Linked DNA regions of Homo sapiens: regions 2, 3, 4, 5 and 6 are each linked to region 1. The links are chromatin contacts, found by Hi-C or POLR2A ChIA-PET in ENCODE. All regions are on one chromosome and are shown on one strand. The core of a region is the stretch at or near the end of the contact, and the rest is flanking DNA. Distances in the headings are between cores, read along the strand shown.

Region 1 (2,700 bases), core at 91-2,590:
AAGAAATGCTGCTTATGGCAGAGCTAGTCGGGCTTGAAATTTCTGAATTAATGGATTTGATTTCCTCTTGAGACAAACCATCAGCCTTGCAGTAATGGAAATAGATATAGTTGGTAAAACAAATAAAAAGCTGGCATGCAGATAAAATGGGTTTCGGTTTAAAATAGTAATGTTGTAATTGAAGTGAACAATTACAGGGTTGCTCCTAGGCACAAAAGAAATACCATGAAAATGAAGTAATGTTTTTGTTAAGTATAGTCATTTCATGAAAATGTAGAGCTGCAGATGTCATTGTCTGCCAAAGGGAAAACTATACTTATTCTTCTATACAAAGATCATTTAATAACATTTGGCTAATTTTAATAATAATTGCTAATATTAACCCTATATTTCACTGGGAGTTTGAGGACAAAGGCTCCCTCCCCCGCCCTGTTCTTTCCCTGTCTTGGTAGTGAGCCAGGGAGAGCAAGTTCCTGTAAAAAGCCATTGGCAATGTGCTATCAAATCCCCACCCCCAGCAGCAGTCTACTCTTTTTTAATGTCTTATTTCTCTTTCTTTGTCAAGCATCTGTTATCAGGAATGGAGCCTGTTAGCTGGCAATTGGAGGTGCAGGAGGAACTGGAATAAAGAGGGGAAGGAGAGTGGGAACGCCAGGCAGGACAGGAAAGTGGGCTCTGGAATGTTCACATTTGATCCCCTGCACATTCTTTCTTTTTTTTTTTTCCTTTGGTCTGTTGCAACTTGTCTGTGAACCATACGAAATTCAGAATAGAAACTTCCATTTTTAGAACTTGAAATCTTTTCATTTTCATACACACACAAACGGAGGCAGCCAAGGCCACAGGATATCACAAGAAACATAAGTGTCTCATTGACTCTGAAAAGACAGTGACACAAATACACTTTCACAAAATGCTCAGCTGGGTCCCAGCCTGCCACTTGGCCCTTTCTCCCACTCCTCCGTTTCATTGCATTGAAGGAAGAGACATGCACTGTGTTTCCTCCTCAGGTTTTAGTAATTAAAACAATATTGTAGCTCTTTGAAGTTTTATTTGGAAATATACTGCGCTTTGTTCCCTCCAATGCTGCCTGGCTCACACAGCCTATTTGGCGCATTTGGCATCTCTTTATCCAAGGGAAGCGCTTTTCCCGGGGTTGGTATTTTTTTTTTTTTCTTGGCATCACAGCATTGAAGAAGGCACAGAGGAGTGAGAAAATGAAAGTCCCCCTTAACAAAGGATTGAGCTGTGACTTCTTAAGAGAAAAGGTTAAATTGACTGGCTGCGTGTCTTGGAGTGAAACAGGAGAAGGGCTGCTTCCCTTTTTACTCACCGCCAGTCAGAATAATTCATTTCCTAAGGCAGCCTACCTGTGACAGTCACAGGTGACCTCCCAGCCTGCTAAGCTCGGATGATTTCCCCTTCCCATTGCCCGAGTGCAGCTCCTGCCAGAAGACAAATGTACTGCAAGTCGAAGACATATCTGTAGTGCGGAGGAAAAGCAGCCTGTCTACATATGTCATTTTAAAGCCTCGCACGGAGATTTTACTGCTTTCTTCACACTCTCACACTTACATAAATACACCCACACAGTACAGGCAAGTTCCCCAGACTCCCAAGCGTTTCTCTCCCATTAGGAGACATTTTAAAACAAATTAGCACCCTCCCCAAAAGCCTATTGGCCTAAATGTGTTTATTACTTTGTTTGCTGTTTTAAAAACTCTTCCTAAAGGCGTCAAACGAGGCTGGGGAGTTCCTACAGAATTAAGCACACCCTTCGTCTGTTGAGGAATATACACATTCGACAAAGACTGAAATCTCTCTTTTTTTTTTTCCTCTTGACACAGCGGCTGGTGACACATAAATGTACTTTTTTTCCTTTGACAGAGTAATAAAAATCTCATTATCTCTGAATAGGCAGCAATTTCGTTATCTAATCTTTTTACCAAAAGGTTAGTTAATTAATCAGAAACAAATCCTGATGATTATTTCAATAGAATTAGAAAGACAAATCACCAGAGTACAGCTAAATAGGGCAGGCCTGCGGTTTCACCTGCTCATTGCCATGCAGGCCCCGTGACTGTCAGGGCTCCTCCAGGCAGACAGCCTCCGGAACAGCAGCCAGCAGATGGCTGCGCCGAGCGGCCAGCCTGCCTCCGCTCCAATGCCTGTGATCCCATTACCTCACTGAATCCGTTACCAGGGTAACTGTTAAATTGCTGTGAAAGGCATGGTAATAAAGTAACCTGTCACATTGGCAATAAAAGGAGCAGAATTTTCCTGTTCACTGAACTTTGCAGCTCATCAATACTCACTTGATGGAGAAATTCACCACTACTCCTGGGTCAGCCACAGGAATCTTTCCATAAGGCTTCTGAAATGCAAACGAAAGTTTATGTAAACACAAGAAAAGATAGAATTAAAAGCTGGATTCTTAGCTGCACAGAGCAAATGCTTCTTTTTCTGTGCAAGGGCTCTGGGAGCTTGAAGAACATCAGATTGCTCCCTTTGTTTTTGTTGTTTTTTAATTTAAAGCATGCTAGATAAAAATAACCTTTGCTGGGGAAAGACAGCTGTGATTAATTCAAGACTGGGAAAACAAAGCACGAGGAAAAAAATCCTTTGTTCCTAAAATCTGTCTTTCTTTTTTTCAGATGCTATCTTACTGGCTCTTTTTATTAAAGGGTCAGGGTGCTTTAA
Region 2 (2,700 bases), core at 201-2,700, 1.0 Mb after region 1:
TACTGTTGCCACTTGTAATTGTTTTGAAGTCAAGTCAGGCTTCCAATAATAACGTTTATATTAATTATTCTAATTGTCAACTACTCCATTGCAAATTAGAAAACCACCAATACAAATGTCATTTGCTATAACAAGTCAATGTTTATACAAGCTTGCCCAACCTGCAGCCCAGAACAGCTGTGAATATAGCCCAATACAAATTCATAAACTGTCTTATAACATGGTGACATTTATGCACGGATTTTTTTTTTTTTTTTGAGACAGGGTCTCACTCTGTTGCCCAGACTGGAGTGCAGTGGTGCATCTTGGCCCACCACAACCTCCATCTCCCAGGCTCAAGTGATTCTCCTGCCTCAGCCTCCCAAATAGCTGGGATTACAAGCGCCTGCGCCACCTCACCCAGCTAATTTTTGTATTTTTAGTAGAGATGGGGTTTCACTAGGTTGGCCATGCTAGTCTCGAACTCCTGACCTCAAATGATCCACCCGCCTCGGCCTCCCAAACTGCTGGGATTACAGGCGTAAGCCACCGTGCCTGGCCCCTGCACAGACCTTTTTTAAAGCTCATCATCTATCCTTAGTGTTAGTATATTTTATGTGTGGCCCAAGACAGTTCGTCTTCTTCCAATGTGACCCAGGGAAGCCAAAAGATTGGACACCCCTGATTGAGAACAATGCCTGGAACTTTGTAGCTCTCAAAAGTTTGTTCAATGAATGAATGAGTGAATGCTTCCAATACAAAACCTTAGAACAGGCAAGTCAAAATGTCACCAAAAGGTGGGAAGAAGAGGCATTCACGGTACTGGTTGAGTGCATAGTAAATAAGGTACTTGCACAACTATGGGCAACAAAGAGACGGCTTGGGAATTATCAAACACCAATTTTGATTTTGATGAGAACAGTCATAACCCAATATTTGAAGATTTTGATGGTTGCTTCTTCTTTGCCCCTCTAACCACCCCCCCCACCCCAGAACGATGAAGGGTTAACCAAAACACCACCAAAGGCAACTACTTATTACCTTTGTTATTCCCACATAAAAAATTGAGCAGACCTATTGTTTAAGCAGAAGAGGCAGTCCCTCAATGAAGCAATATCCTGTTTGAATAATTTAGGATGGGGCATAGGCCAGCCCACACAGCGCATTTGTGTGACAGGGCGTCCCACTCAGACGTCTCCATTTCCGGTATCTAGAGCCGGCTGCCCTCTAAAAATCCCCCTGTTACAGTCGGGATAGAAAACAAAAAGCTTAATTTACCAGGAGGCTAAACAGATTGTGCCTTCTTAGGCAAATGTTCCACCTGCTTGGCCAATTAGCTTCCTCTCCCGAAAGACTCGTTCAACAGGTTTCCTTTTTCTCTTCTCTGCCTCCTGGGTTGGGGAAAGAGGCTGTCACTTCGCTTCGACCCTCCCCTTCCCTCCCTCTCGGCTTTTCCACAGTGGGTCGGACCAATCGCGCCCGCTCCGACGTGTCCAGGTCCGCGGCCCCGGGAGCTTGGCGCGGCCCGGCCTGGATGCGCTGGGCGGAGGGTGCAGGGGAGGGCACGGCGCCGCTTGCTTGGCCTGCGCACCCGGACCTAGAAGCCGGGACGAGCCGGGGCAGAGCCAGGCGCGCGGAAGTCTGAAGGTGCCCTCCAGACACGGCCCCGATGACTGAACTACAGCAAGATGTGGAAGACACAAAGCCTGCGAAAGTGCTCGGGAAGAGGGAGAGCAAACTTGGCTCAGCCCAGTGAGTATTCTCAGCTGGGACCCATCCAAGGAGGTGGGAGGAGCGCAGCCTAAACTTCTCTGCCCCGGGACGCATTTTGGGTGGATGCGGATTTCTGGAGCTCCTATATGGACAATCTTGTGGCGCGCTCTCTCTGTCTCTCACTCTCTCTCTCTGTCTAGATATTCAGTTAAGGAGATGGTTTAGATTGATTGAAAAGTCTACTGTAGGATTTAAACAAATTCTCTTAATTCAAAACTCACTGGATGTTGGGAAAATAATTTTGTAGAAAATAAGCCTAACCACATTGAAGCTCAAAGTCCCAACACAGCCCTTCGTTTAGAATGACCATTTTCACAAATTCATTTTAGTTCAGCAAATAATTGAGTATCTACTTGTTCAATAACGATGGGCAATACAAGGATAAATGTTATTTTGGATCTGCCCTTCTGGAACTTCAAGAGCAGAGTGGGGATGGGGGAGGCACAAATGAATATTACTGTACTTCAAGGGACTTTGGTGACCATTGCCACATTAAACACACAGACAAGGTATGATAAAGAGTTTAGCCTATAATTGAGTCTTCTCTACTTTTAAAATATTTATCTATTTTGCAGTCTTTGGTAAAATTGGTTTGGGAGGAGAGGTTGTTTTTTTCCTACAAAGTGGTATTTTCTAAGCCTACTGAAGTCACTTCTAATTCAGTCTATGATTTTAGACACTAACCCTTCTGAGCTCTAAAACTCTTGTTCTGGTATCAGGATATGAGTAATTTAGGAAGGAGGGATATGTATTATCATAAGGTTATACTGATGTGATAATTCCACTTTGAAATCATTTTAAGTTGCCAAATTTTTGTGCTTAGAAACCCGGTCTAACTTCTGTTTTGAACTTCATAACTTACATTAATTATCACTAGGCTCAAAGTCTTGTTGAAGTCTGGGTGTCCCCATGGACATTTCTTCTAAGAGGATTAGAATGACTTGCTCC
Region 3 (2,700 bases), core at 31-2,530, 2.0 Mb before region 1:
TGCAAGGCAGTATAGTAAAGGGGTAAAGAGAGAAGTCTGGGGTCAGATTGTCTGGGTGGGTCTGATTTTGGGCTCTATATTTATTACTGTGTCACCTTAGGTAAGTCATTTAACTTTTCTGCGTCTCAGTTTTATCATCTAAAAAAAAACCCTTAAGATAATAATAGTATCCAACTTAGAAAGGCGATGATTTAGGACTTGTAAGATGCTCAGAAGAAATGTTGTCTGTGGTCATTATTGCACATAGGCTAATATTGAGGGGAGAACACTGGTTCATTCCCCTGCCTGTGATTTCAGGAATTCTGCCCCACTTAAAGTCTTACCAATATATGTCTGGATTCCCCATTTAAGGTTTTCATGGGCTTACAAAAACTCAGATCCTGCCTAAGCTACCTGAGGGTACGTTTTACCTCCCCTGCTGCTGGTCCTGTGACAAGGCTAATGTCTAGCCACACCAGGGTGCCTCCCCTAGATGCTCCCAACATTGGATTTCCAGGAGTCTTACTGTACCAAAGCCAAGGTCTTTTCCACCCAGAAGGGAAGGGAATACTTAGCCTCCTGCCTCTTGATGCCACATTCTACTCCCTTGAGTGCTTTAGGGAATTTGCTTCGATGCTTCATGCCTACTACGCCTTTCTCTTTAAACTTCACGCTTGGGGCCCTGGCTATGAAACAGGGATACCTGAGGCACAAAACCTCCCTACCTCTCCCGTTTTTCAAAGAGCAACTCTCTGGCAAATGGACTCATGAAAGTCCTGCTTAAAAGTTCCTCAGACATGTTTGAATGGGCTTAAATCTTACTTTAGGCTCAGTCCAGGACTCTGATTCCCCTTTCCTGGTTACATAAAGATGCTAATAAAATCCTGAAACCCCCTTTAAGCAATCAGCAAACAGAATCTCCTCTTAGTTTTCCCTTTTGGGCAACTGTATATGCCTGCACTGTATTCAGTAAACATATTTCCTAAACAAAGTAAAGCTTTCCATATGCTTTTGTGATTTTAACACATTACTGATTGAGCACAGTAAAAGCCTGAAATGCATGCAGTGCTAGTAAGATAGTCCCATGGGTATCTACTTCCTTAAACAACTTTCCCTCAAAAGTACTAAATGTCTCCATAATATCAACTATTGATAAAGTTCTCAATTCAGTGTTATGTCAGTTGAGGCAACCCACTGATTTATATTTCCTAGAAGGCTTTTTCTTTGAGAGTTAGAATGGTAGACAGAAAAGGAAATTAATCTACATGAAACTCTAAGGGAAAAATGTAGGTTTACAAGTAGTGAGGAATGGCGAACTATTTTTTTTTTTTCTGCAGGACATTTCTGATGAGTCATGTTTATATGCACAAGTATGTATACCCACTGTTACTACAGGCATAGTAGAGATACAGTTGGCTGCAGGCTGTACACAATAATCTGAAGCCTGGCTGTAAACCTTCTCTTCACATTAATCTGCCACACACTCTGATGATTAGGAATCCCTGATCCACTAATAATCTTTTCTACTATGAATATATAGCTGAACAATTTGTGATTACAGTTGCTAATATATCCTGAAGTACATCTAACCTCCAGTTGATGTCCCATCTGGTGGTGTTTCCAGTTTTGTGAGCTTTATCTCTGAATCAACTTTAATAGAAAATAGTAAGGTCCTGAAGCACTAGTAGTCACTTGGTTCTGGAACCCTATTTATCTCTGCATTTCAATAATGGGCATTTTTATGTAATGCCAATGAGCAGGGAATGTTCACAGAATGCACTATGTAGGGATTCCCTAATATCTGCGTTGTAGCAGCATCTAACCATGTGCCATTCAAGCATATTGTAAGCAAAAGGGATGGATTAGCCCAGTGTGGAACAATTAGAAATGAGCCAGCTTGCCTGAAACAAAGGCTACGGAAAGAGATTAAGAGTAGAGACATCTGCTTACCATCAAGGGTAGACTATAAATAGCAGTAGCAGCCTGAAACCAGAAAGTGATATATATATATATATATATATATATAAATGGAAAGGTCTATTGTTCACATACAAACTTTCCAAAACCATCACGACTGCCCCATCATCATTATCACTAATATTCCTTTGCAAATATTTATATTTAATATGCATTGAAAAATCAGGTTGCTTGTTTTAACATAAAACCAGAGTGTGTGATATAGGATGGTATATATTATTTTCAAATTTTAAAAGGAAAAAGAAAGCTCATAAAGGAATTACCCCAGTTATTCAGAGAGTTCAAATGTTTCTGTTTTGGTTATCCATCCTCTCTGATACAGCTCACAGGGAAGCTTCAAGTAGTTAGGAACTAAAAGGTATAAACCAATATTCACCGAGTCTTCTGAAAACACCATGACTTGCAGTTTCACAATTTTAAGAGACAGCACCCTGCAATACCATACTGTGCTTGAACATATGCAAAGAAGGATAATTATAACCATTTTTCAGTCTTGTGCAACTAGAAGTGGAGATATTGCACCCGATCTGCAAACTTCATTATGAGGCCACTAGGGTGTCCATCACTGTCAAATTCCTATTGGCATTTCAATTAAAGAGGAAGGATGGGGAGAGGGAAAGGGAAGTGAAAGGAGGACAAATATTATTCCTAGAAAATAGGCTCAGATATTTGTACTTAATATTTTCTACATTTTGATTATTTGGCAAGTGCCATGGGAGAGAGTGATGTCCAACTTTGCTTGTC
Region 4 (2,700 bases), core at 158-2,657, 1.5 Mb before region 1:
GATTTCCTTCCCTCCCACACTCAAAACTAAAATAAATGAATGGAAGGTTCAACTCAGGATTGTCATTAGAGTGTTTGGGGAAAATGTTACCAGGTTCCTGTTAACTACAACCAACACTGTGTAGATAAATACTATATGTTTCCTGATGTTAATGTTTGGCTTTGAGATAATAGTGGTAAATCAGCAAATTCAGGATCATATTTTGTTTGTTTTAGAAGTGCAGACAGGATCTAATCAATTTTTCTTGTTATATCTTCTTACAGAAATCCATTCAGAATGGTCAAGCTTCTTGAAATAGAATATATGCACATAAACTTTAAACAATATTATAATTGGGTCTGAGCTATTTTGAATTTTGGAATCCAGTTTGTCATAATTGGATCTTCAAATTAAAGCTCTGGGCAAGTATTTAGATATTAAAATATTAAAAGCATAACATGACCTGGTCATTCTTCATTTAGTGGTATTTGGGTTCCATTACTGAAATATATCCCATAGGGTATGGCCTAGTAGTAAAGCTACAGAGTTCTAGAATCAAATACTTTAAGTTGGAAATCTGTTGGGTTTCCAATACTTGCAGGCTGTAATACTTGTAGTACTGAAATACTTGTAGGCTGTGTGTCCTGAGGCAAACTACTTAACCTCTCTGTGCTTCTGTCTTTTCATGTGTAAAATGGGGCTAATGTAGTCCATGATCATGAGGTGATCCATGTAATGAGCTCTTAGTACAATGCCTGATACATTGTAAGTACTCAGTAAATGTTAGTTAAAATGAAGAAATAAACATACATTGTGCAATTCTAATTTACAATGAACAAAAATTTCATTCAGTAAAAATATTTATTATCAGAAAAAGGTCAAACTCTAGCTCTTTCACAGAATGCTAATTCATGAGATTTTAAATTTGTATTTTGATTATATGATTAATGATTAATGGTAGATGCCGTGTCAGACATACTATATGTAAAAGACCCTTCCCCTGATTCCACACATATAATCTGAGCATATCTCCTCTACAGTAAACACAATAACTGTGGCTTGAAAATAGCACTGAGTAAGGTGACATTATTTTTTCCTGGCAGTTTCACTCCTGTAGTCATCTTATAACTTTGAAGCAGATTAATCCATTAAAAGGTGTACTCCTAGTGTTTAATAATTGCCAGTAAAGTCTAATCAGATAGCAACCGCTACAGAAGAGCCTTCAAGAAATACTATAAGATAATTAAAACATAAAGGTTATGCAAAAGTAGCAAATCAATAGAGACAGTAAACATGGTTTATCAACAGTCCTGAGAACATTTTTTCAATTCTAAAATGTAAATGGACTTGGGATAGAGCACACGCTAGGATGATAGATAGGATCCCGGTAACAGTTTAATTAACTCCAGTTTCCTGTACGTTAAAGGTTGCCTCAACCCACTGGTTCATGTAACAAACTCTCTTAGGATTTCCTTAGCCGCTGTCTGATATGAAGACCAGGCAGCCTTCCTTCCTTACAGGGTTAAGTTTTGCCCTCCTCCTCTGGAGGCTTTATCAAAACACAACCCTCTGTTTTCTCTATAAATACACAGATATTTTTAATTTCAGCTAAAATGGTTTGACTTTGTAATCAAGGTAAAAGAAACACACACACACTGCCTAAGTAATGAGAAGAGTTTGCTGGGAAGAGTTGTGTAATTAAAATTACATATTAAAATTCACGTGCAGTGTGTGTAGAATTTTAGAAAAACCATGGCAGCTCTCCAGATGACTCATTTGCTGTTTTAATTCTTCTGTAATGTAGGCGATTTTATAATTAGCCACAGAATTGTGCCACTTGGTTAGTTCACAGTGAAAAGAATAATAAAGAATATTTACTATTAAATGATATTAAAACTGCTACTCTGAGCAGCCCTGGTAAGAAGTAGACATTTACTGTTCCTAGCTAGCCATTATAAATGGAATATAGCCAGTGCTTTGCTTGCAATAGTTAAACCTATTGGGCGAGATGAGGGTAAGCTTCATTTGAAGAATTGCAATATTTCTCAAAAATGACTGTGAGGGTCAAGTGTTAAAAGAAAAATTCTTTTTCCAACTGGGTGGAATTAGGTTTCATGCAATTAACTTTATCATTAGTAAATAAAAGAGTCACTTAACCTCTGCCCTTGCAGAAGTTCTTGATATTTTGCTTAGTAAAGGGCAAGAAACCTGTTATGGCTTATTTATTCACTTCGTTAAAAGGTTATTCTTAAATATTGTGATCTAGAAACACATAATACATAATGTTTGTTAATAAAGATATATTTACTACACCATTTAAAGAAGCTGGCTATTATATACTGCTCATTAGTGCTGTGAACGGGAAACCTTTTTCTGTTGTTCCCATGGGAAAGGTTATCGAGCTGTCAGTAAAGGGCTCATTTTCTTTAAATTAAAAATCACGGAAGAATCTTGTGTAGAGGATATTAAAAGCAAGTGTAGTCATGCTGTCTTATTGCAAGATGAGCTAGAGGTAAGTATGTGGTTTAATGCTTTTGAAATGAAAGTTAGAAATGCCGGCTACCTGTGATTTTGAAAATTTCTCTCTCTTCCAACAGTTAGGATTTTCATCCTGAAGCAGAAATCTAAGCTTGTTCTTCTAACAATGATTTAGAGGAAGAAATTTAACACCCCCTGCTTGCAACATCCATTTTTCAATAAATCTATACTTTCTCTGCCCTC
Region 5 (2,700 bases), core at 69-2,568, 1.4 Mb before region 1:
TGACTATGTCTTTAGAAACAACTCTGGGCTTGTTCTGTAACCCTAACAGAGGCAGCTGGAATTTACAAACCCACTGTGAAATGTGATGGGCTCAGTGTGTTTCTTCTCCAGCAGTGTCTTACTTCTCTTAGTGAAATTTCTGTCCCAATCTTGTGAATAGAAAAGCGAGGCTGGGGGTTTGGGGATGGAGTGGGAGGAAGGAAAATCTACATCATAGAGAAGGTTTACATATAGAAAAACACAGCATAGTGGGGTAGATCTCAAAGTCTATTGCAGTTTTCTGAAGGGCAGAAGGTGGGTTTTTTGTTGTTGTCTATCATTTTCCTTAGAATTACCAAGGGTAAATTAAGTGCTGCTCTAGAAGCCCTGTCATGGCCAACAACTCGGCAATGGACTGTTGAGGTCTTGAGGTTTCTGCAGAGGTATTTTCAGTTGGTGGGGCTCCAGCACTTTCTTGTTCCGCAGTTCTAAGCCTATTTGCATGAAGCATTCTTCAGGTTAACTGCTCAACTCTCACCTTCATGAATCTGGCATATGAGCAATTATCTCTCTCCAAGGACCGGCATTTGTTGGTCTGATTTTCTCGTTCATAGAGTGATGAGATTTCTGCTTGACGTCCTAGTGCCCCTGAGCCTGGCAGGACATGAGTGGTACTCCTGGGCAACCACAGCACTGTTCCAGATAAGAGCAGTTCTCACTCTGAGGACCCTCAAGTCTTCCATGAACTCAGGTCCTTAAAGACACAAGAACAAATACCTAAACGGGAACTGCGCCGAGACGTGTGTATGTGTGTACATGTGGGTACCTTATGTGGAAGCACACACATGTACATGTGCGCAGGAGCTGAAGGGAGCATGATAATTCCCTACGATGCCATGAATAAGAGAACAGCTGTTTATCTCAGATATTAAAAGAATGTCAATTGGGTTGAGTTTTCTTTTGGCACAAGAATAAGGAATGCTTAAGTTTCCCACTTGCATTTAATTTATTTTTAGGTTTATTCACCACCATTTGTCAGGTTTCTTGAGCGTGACCTGAAACTGACCTTTAGATAAACGTGAAGGCAAACAGAGCCCTGAAACTCTATCTGTATGTTCTTTTGTCTTGGGAACTGTAAATCGGGGCATTAGGTGAATAACACAGCTTGGCTTTGTGTCATGAAAAGTAATTCGGGCTGTGGTAAGGGCAGGATTTATGAAGCTGTCTGGCTAGACTTGGGCAAAATGCCAGCTTACACCTGCCTTGCAGATATGGATGTGTGCAGTTGTCACCTTGCTGAAGCAGCCAAATTCCTTTCACTGGATAGAGGCATTGCTCTGCCACCAAAGCTGGGAGCGGGTAGGGAGGCACTGGTGGGGGCACCTGCTGTGGAGGAGCGAAACAGTCTTTAGGAAACAGACAGCATAGACTTCCCTTTTTGAACTTCCCTTTTCTAACTCCCAGGCAAAACTCTCTTTAAAAAAAAATGTAATTACTATTTCCAAAACATTGTAAGTAATCTTGTGGGGTTGGCAAGAAAATGAAAGTAAATCAATTTGCAAAGCTTTACAGCTTTTTTTTTTTTTTTTTAATGAGAGATTGTGTCATAGCTAAGGTGGCTATATAATTTATCATCCAAACAGGGACACTTTTCAAAGTGAAAAAGGGAGGGCTGTAATTAATTCAGCCAGGACAACAGGCATAAATTGGGGCTGTCTGAGGCAAACCAGGATGGACGAGGACCCTAGTCATGAAAATTTACACTGCCACACAATGAACCCACCAAAGGACTGTTGTGTTACAAGGATGCTTCTCTAAGAAGTGACAGAAATTACACTGTCTCGTTGATGGTGCTGGACTCCCTCCACAAAGCAGATGGCCAAATTGTCATGATGCCAAATCACACTGCAGAATTTCTGTAGTAAAATCGTCATGCGCCCTTTTTCTCAGTGCCTTCCCCATCTCAGAAAAGTGCAAAAGCTCAGCAAATCCTTGCTTTTCCTGAGAATGGCCATCAGATAATATACAAAGCCTGGTCAGCATCTGATTAATTAGGATAAAGGCACAAGGGAGAATGTACAGTGTATGGGGAATAGCACTGATCTTTTTTATCTCAATGCTAATGAACTTTGACATGAACTTCCCCTTCTCCAGCAAAGTCATTTCTTAGAGTTTTCAGCTTTCTCCCCACTTTCTCATACTTTATAGCTTCACTGGTGTATTCATTTCATATGGATGCCATAACAAATAATAAAAAAATTTGGTGTCTAAAAACGAGAAATTATTTTCTCATAACACTGGGAGCCAGAAGTCTGAAATCAAGACGTCAGCAGGACTATGCTCCCTCCAAAGACTTTAGGGGAGAATTCTTCCTTACCTCTCCCAATTTGTGGTGGCTCCTGGTGTTCTTTGGCTTGTGGCAACATAACTGCAAACTCTGCCCCTCTTTCCACATGGCCTTCTTCTTGGGTCTCTGTGTCCTTTCCTCTTTTATAAGGATACCTGTCATTGAACTTTGTGCCCACCTTATATCTGGGATAATTTCGTCTTGAGATTTTTAAATAACTACATCTGCAAAGATCTTATTTCCAAATAACATTCTGAGATTCTGGTTTGACACAGATTTGGGGGGGAACATTGTTCAACTCACTACAATTAGTAAATGACAAACAAATAAATTTCTAAAAAGTAGTCCTTAAACTCCTGGCGACCCCTAGCCCC
Region 6 (2,700 bases), core at 138-2,637, 1.0 Mb after region 1:
CTTTCCATTATCCCCCACTACTGAGCAAACCATACTGTGCAGATGTCTGTCTGCCTTAAGAACAAGCTGGCCTTCTAGCTTAGAAAAGACCTTTCTTCCGTGCCCTCTCTAAGGTAACTTGCCTATTTGGTATCTGAAGCCATTCAAGGAGATGTTATGAATTATTGTTTTGTAAAAGCCATTTTTTATGAACTGAATTCCGCAGATTTTTTGTTCTAAGAATTGGCAAGAACCTTTTGCAAAGATAAGGGGACAGGTGCCCTTTGAAGTATATGTTTATGATTGATCAATTCAGAGAATCTAATACTTTTGAGAGCTGATTTTTGTACCTAGAATTCCATATTTTGTTTCAAACGTACTGCTCATTTTTTAGATCTATACAGAATTGTTACAAACCTTGTAAAGTCTCCAAGATAAATGAGGATGTTCATATGAAAACCCAGACAATCTTTTCTTTTCTTCTCCTCTTCAACTTTTATTTGTAGTTCCAGGGTATATGTGCAGGATGTGCAGGTTTGTTACATAGGTAGACGGGTGCCATGGTGGTTTGCTGCACAGATCAACCCATTGCCTAGGTATTAAGTCCAGCATCCATTAGCTATTCTTCCTGGTGCTCTCCCTCCCACCTCTCCTGACAGGGCTTAGTGTGTGTTGTTCCCCTCCCTGTGTGCATGTGTTCTCATCGTTCAACCTCCACTTAAGAGTGAGAACATACGGTGTTTGATTTTCTTTTCCTGCATTAGTTGGCCGAGAATGATGGCTTCCAGCTCCATCCATGTTCCTGCAAAGGACATGATCTCAGTCTTTTTTATGGATGCGTAGTATTCCATGGTGTATATTTACCACATTTTCTTTATCCACTCTATAATTGATGGGCATTTGGGTTGATTCCATGACTTTGCTATTGTGAATAATGCTGCAGTGAACATACTTGTGCCTGTATCTTTATAACAGAATGATTTCTGTTCCTTTGGGTACATACCCAGTAATGGGATTACTGGGTCAAATGGTATTTTTGCCTCTGGGTCTTTAAGGAATTGCCACACTCTCTTCCACAATAATTGAACTAATTTACACTCCCACCAACAATGTAAAAGTGTTCCTTTTTCTCTGCAGCCTTGCCAGCATCTGTTTTTTCTTCACTTTTTAATAATCGCCATTCACTGGTGTGAGATGGTATCTCATTGTGGTTTTGATTTGTATTTCTCTAATGATCAGTGATGTTGAGCTTTTTTTCATATGAAAAATCCAGACAATCTTGAGGGCCAGCACAGCCTGAGGACTTGCTGACACAAAGTATTGACGGGCCAGAGGAAGTGGGCAGCCTGGATATCACATCACCCCATGTCTGCTGCTGCTCAGGTTTCTCTCACTGTCTCTTGGGTATGTGGTGGGGAGTGGGGGGTGAGGAGGGGGTGGGAGGGCAGATTAAAGAGAAGCAGCTGCAGCCTGAGGCACAGACAGGATGCAGAGTGACTCCATCATCCCACCTAGAGTCATGGACACCACCCACTTTGATACATTCTGTTCACAACCATAATTCCTTTCATGCTGATTCGTGTCATTGGGAATCTCTCTTCTTCAGCTTCAAGAGAGCCGAATCTGACTCAGGTGTTGAGATTGGGGAATGGCATTTCCATTTCTTCCTCTCTCCAGTATAGCCAGAGCAGGAAGGGCAAGAGAAAAGGGGTCCTGGTACCTGGTGATGTCAAAGTAGGCAGCTCCTACTGCTGTGCTAGCAAGAGCCATGTGGACTAGTGTGAGAACAGGAACTCTCCCAAGTCCCCTACTGGGTAACCAGATACCCAACAGTGTGCCTAGAGATGCTTTAGTCCACTCCAATCCTAAATACTACTACATTGTGCTAATAGTTTCCCTGAAAAACAGCCATATTTCACTCATTTTTTTAAAAATCAATTACAATTTTTAGCCTTAAGGTTTGATATTGGTATTGTGTTTATTTTTTCAAAGAATCTTTATCTTGTAGAGTTATACACTGCAATAGTTACAGATGAAAAGATAGTGTGGTCTGGGATTTGTCTCAAAACCAGTAGGAGGTAGGAGTGGTGGGCTACAGGTATATAGATGAAACAAGATTGCCTTGTTTATACTATTCTATCTACTTTGTACCTGTTTTCTATGTTATAAAATGTTCATAGTAAGTGGTTTAAACTTCAAAAATCATTTCTGAAAATAAGTGGATACCCTTATTTACTCAGCTGTGCTATAAATTTCATATTAACCCCCCAAAACTAGACCAGTCTGAGTGTTTCTAATAAAATCCAGCAGTAACCGTGACTGATTTTAAAACATTCACTGCTTCTCTTATCTACAATGCCTAGCTTCATTAGTCATGTAGAAAATGTTTACATTCCCCAAGCTTTTAAAAATTAAAAAAAAAAAAAAAAAAAACCTATGTGTTCTCAATTTGAGTAAGGTGTGACGGAGAGCAGCTCTGTGACACAGGCTGAGGGAGGAGGATTTGGTGTGGAGGCGAGGAAACTGGGGCCCTTACTAAGACACTGAAATATGATAAACATCCTTATGAAGATGCCACTCCCAGAAACTGGGACTTGAGCTACTCTTAGGAAGCCACAGACCATGGAATACAGATTCTTCTCCTGGAAACTTCTCCATTTCCAAGAAGGCATAAAATGAAGGAAAGCAATCCTCTTTCCTTTCCGTTTCTTGGAATCTAAT

Evidence for each region. A loop is a pair of places that touch in the nucleus more often than their neighbours do. ChIA-PET counts read pairs that join two places held with the same protein, here RNA polymerase II (POLR2A). Pooled maps may share reads with other maps.
Region 2: a pooled map shows a loop between it and region 1 (4-fold over the local background). The contact joins the promoter of GRAMD2B here to the enhancer-like site in region 1. A Hi-C loop is called at or near these places in 1 of 37 single-sample maps with no recorded cell type and 1 of 50 pooled maps. POLR2A ChIA-PET finds 5 or more read pairs at or near these places in 1 of 52 experiments (WTC11).
Region 3: a pooled map shows a loop between it and region 1 (4-fold over the local background). The contact joins two enhancer-like sites. A Hi-C loop is called at or near these places in 5 of 37 single-sample maps with no recorded cell type and 5 of 50 pooled maps.
Region 4: a map of endothelial cell of umbilical vein shows a loop between it and region 1 (5-fold over the local background). The contact joins two enhancer-like sites. A Hi-C loop is called at or near these places in 1 of 168 maps with a recorded cell type or tissue (endothelial cell of umbilical vein) and 1 of 50 pooled maps. POLR2A ChIA-PET finds 5 or more read pairs at or near these places in 1 of 52 experiments (activated T-cell).
Region 5: a loop to region 1 is called in a map with no recorded cell type, with 11 times the contacts of the local background. The contact joins two enhancer-like sites. A Hi-C loop is called at or near these places in 20 of 37 single-sample maps with no recorded cell type and 6 of 50 pooled maps.
Region 6: a map with no recorded cell type shows a loop between it and region 1 (15-fold over the local background). The contact joins two enhancer-like sites. A Hi-C loop is called at or near these places in 6 of 37 single-sample maps with no recorded cell type and 4 of 50 pooled maps. POLR2A ChIA-PET finds 5 or more read pairs at or near these places in 1 of 52 experiments (WTC11).

What each region holds. Positions count from the first base shown.
Region 1 is chr5:125,410,796-125,413,495 of GRCh38, forward strand. No RefSeq gene overlaps it. Among named protein-coding and RNA genes, the nearest start is that of LINC02240, 81 kb to the right of the region's middle. RefSeq lists an enhancer at 871-1,370. Within about 2 kb of position 1,341, at least 17 of the 41 ENCODE cell types and tissues checked have a DNase peak (open chromatin) inside an H3K27ac peak, as active enhancers do; they include endothelial cell of umbilical vein, where a contact is called at or near this core.
Region 2 is chr5:126,421,959-126,424,658 of GRCh38, forward strand. GRAMD2B (GRAM domain containing 2B) reads left to right here and starts at 1,451. Exons shown (of 14, transcript NM_023927.4): 1 at 1,451-1,731. The coding sequence starts at 1,649. RefSeq lists a silencer at 1,426-1,555.
Region 3 is chr5:123,453,396-123,456,095 of GRCh38, forward strand. No RefSeq gene overlaps it. Among named protein-coding and RNA genes, the nearest start is that of CEP120, 31 kb to the left of the region's middle. Within about 2 kb of position 1,281, at least 3 of the 41 ENCODE cell types and tissues checked have a DNase peak (open chromatin) inside an H3K27ac peak, as active enhancers do.
Region 4 is chr5:123,880,429-123,883,128 of GRCh38, forward strand. No RefSeq gene overlaps it. Among named protein-coding and RNA genes, the nearest start is that of CSNK1G3, 370 kb to the left of the region's middle. Within about 2 kb of position 1,408, at least 2 of the 41 ENCODE cell types and tissues checked have a DNase peak (open chromatin) inside an H3K27ac peak, as active enhancers do; they include endothelial cell of umbilical vein, where a contact is called at or near this core.
Region 5 is chr5:124,056,078-124,058,777 of GRCh38, forward strand. No RefSeq gene overlaps it. Among named protein-coding and RNA genes, the nearest start is that of LINC01170, 380 kb to the right of the region's middle. RefSeq lists an enhancer at 635-824. Within about 2 kb of position 1,319, at least 10 of the 41 ENCODE cell types and tissues checked have a DNase peak (open chromatin) inside an H3K27ac peak, as active enhancers do.
Region 6 is chr5:126,444,229-126,446,928 of GRCh38, forward strand. All of the region lies in intron 1 of GRAMD2B (GRAM domain containing 2B), which reads left to right. Among named protein-coding and RNA genes, the nearest start is that of GRAMD2B, 22 kb to the left of the region's middle. RefSeq lists an enhancer at 598-1,797. Within about 2 kb of position 1,388, at least 10 of the 41 ENCODE cell types and tissues checked have a DNase peak (open chromatin) inside an H3K27ac peak, as active enhancers do.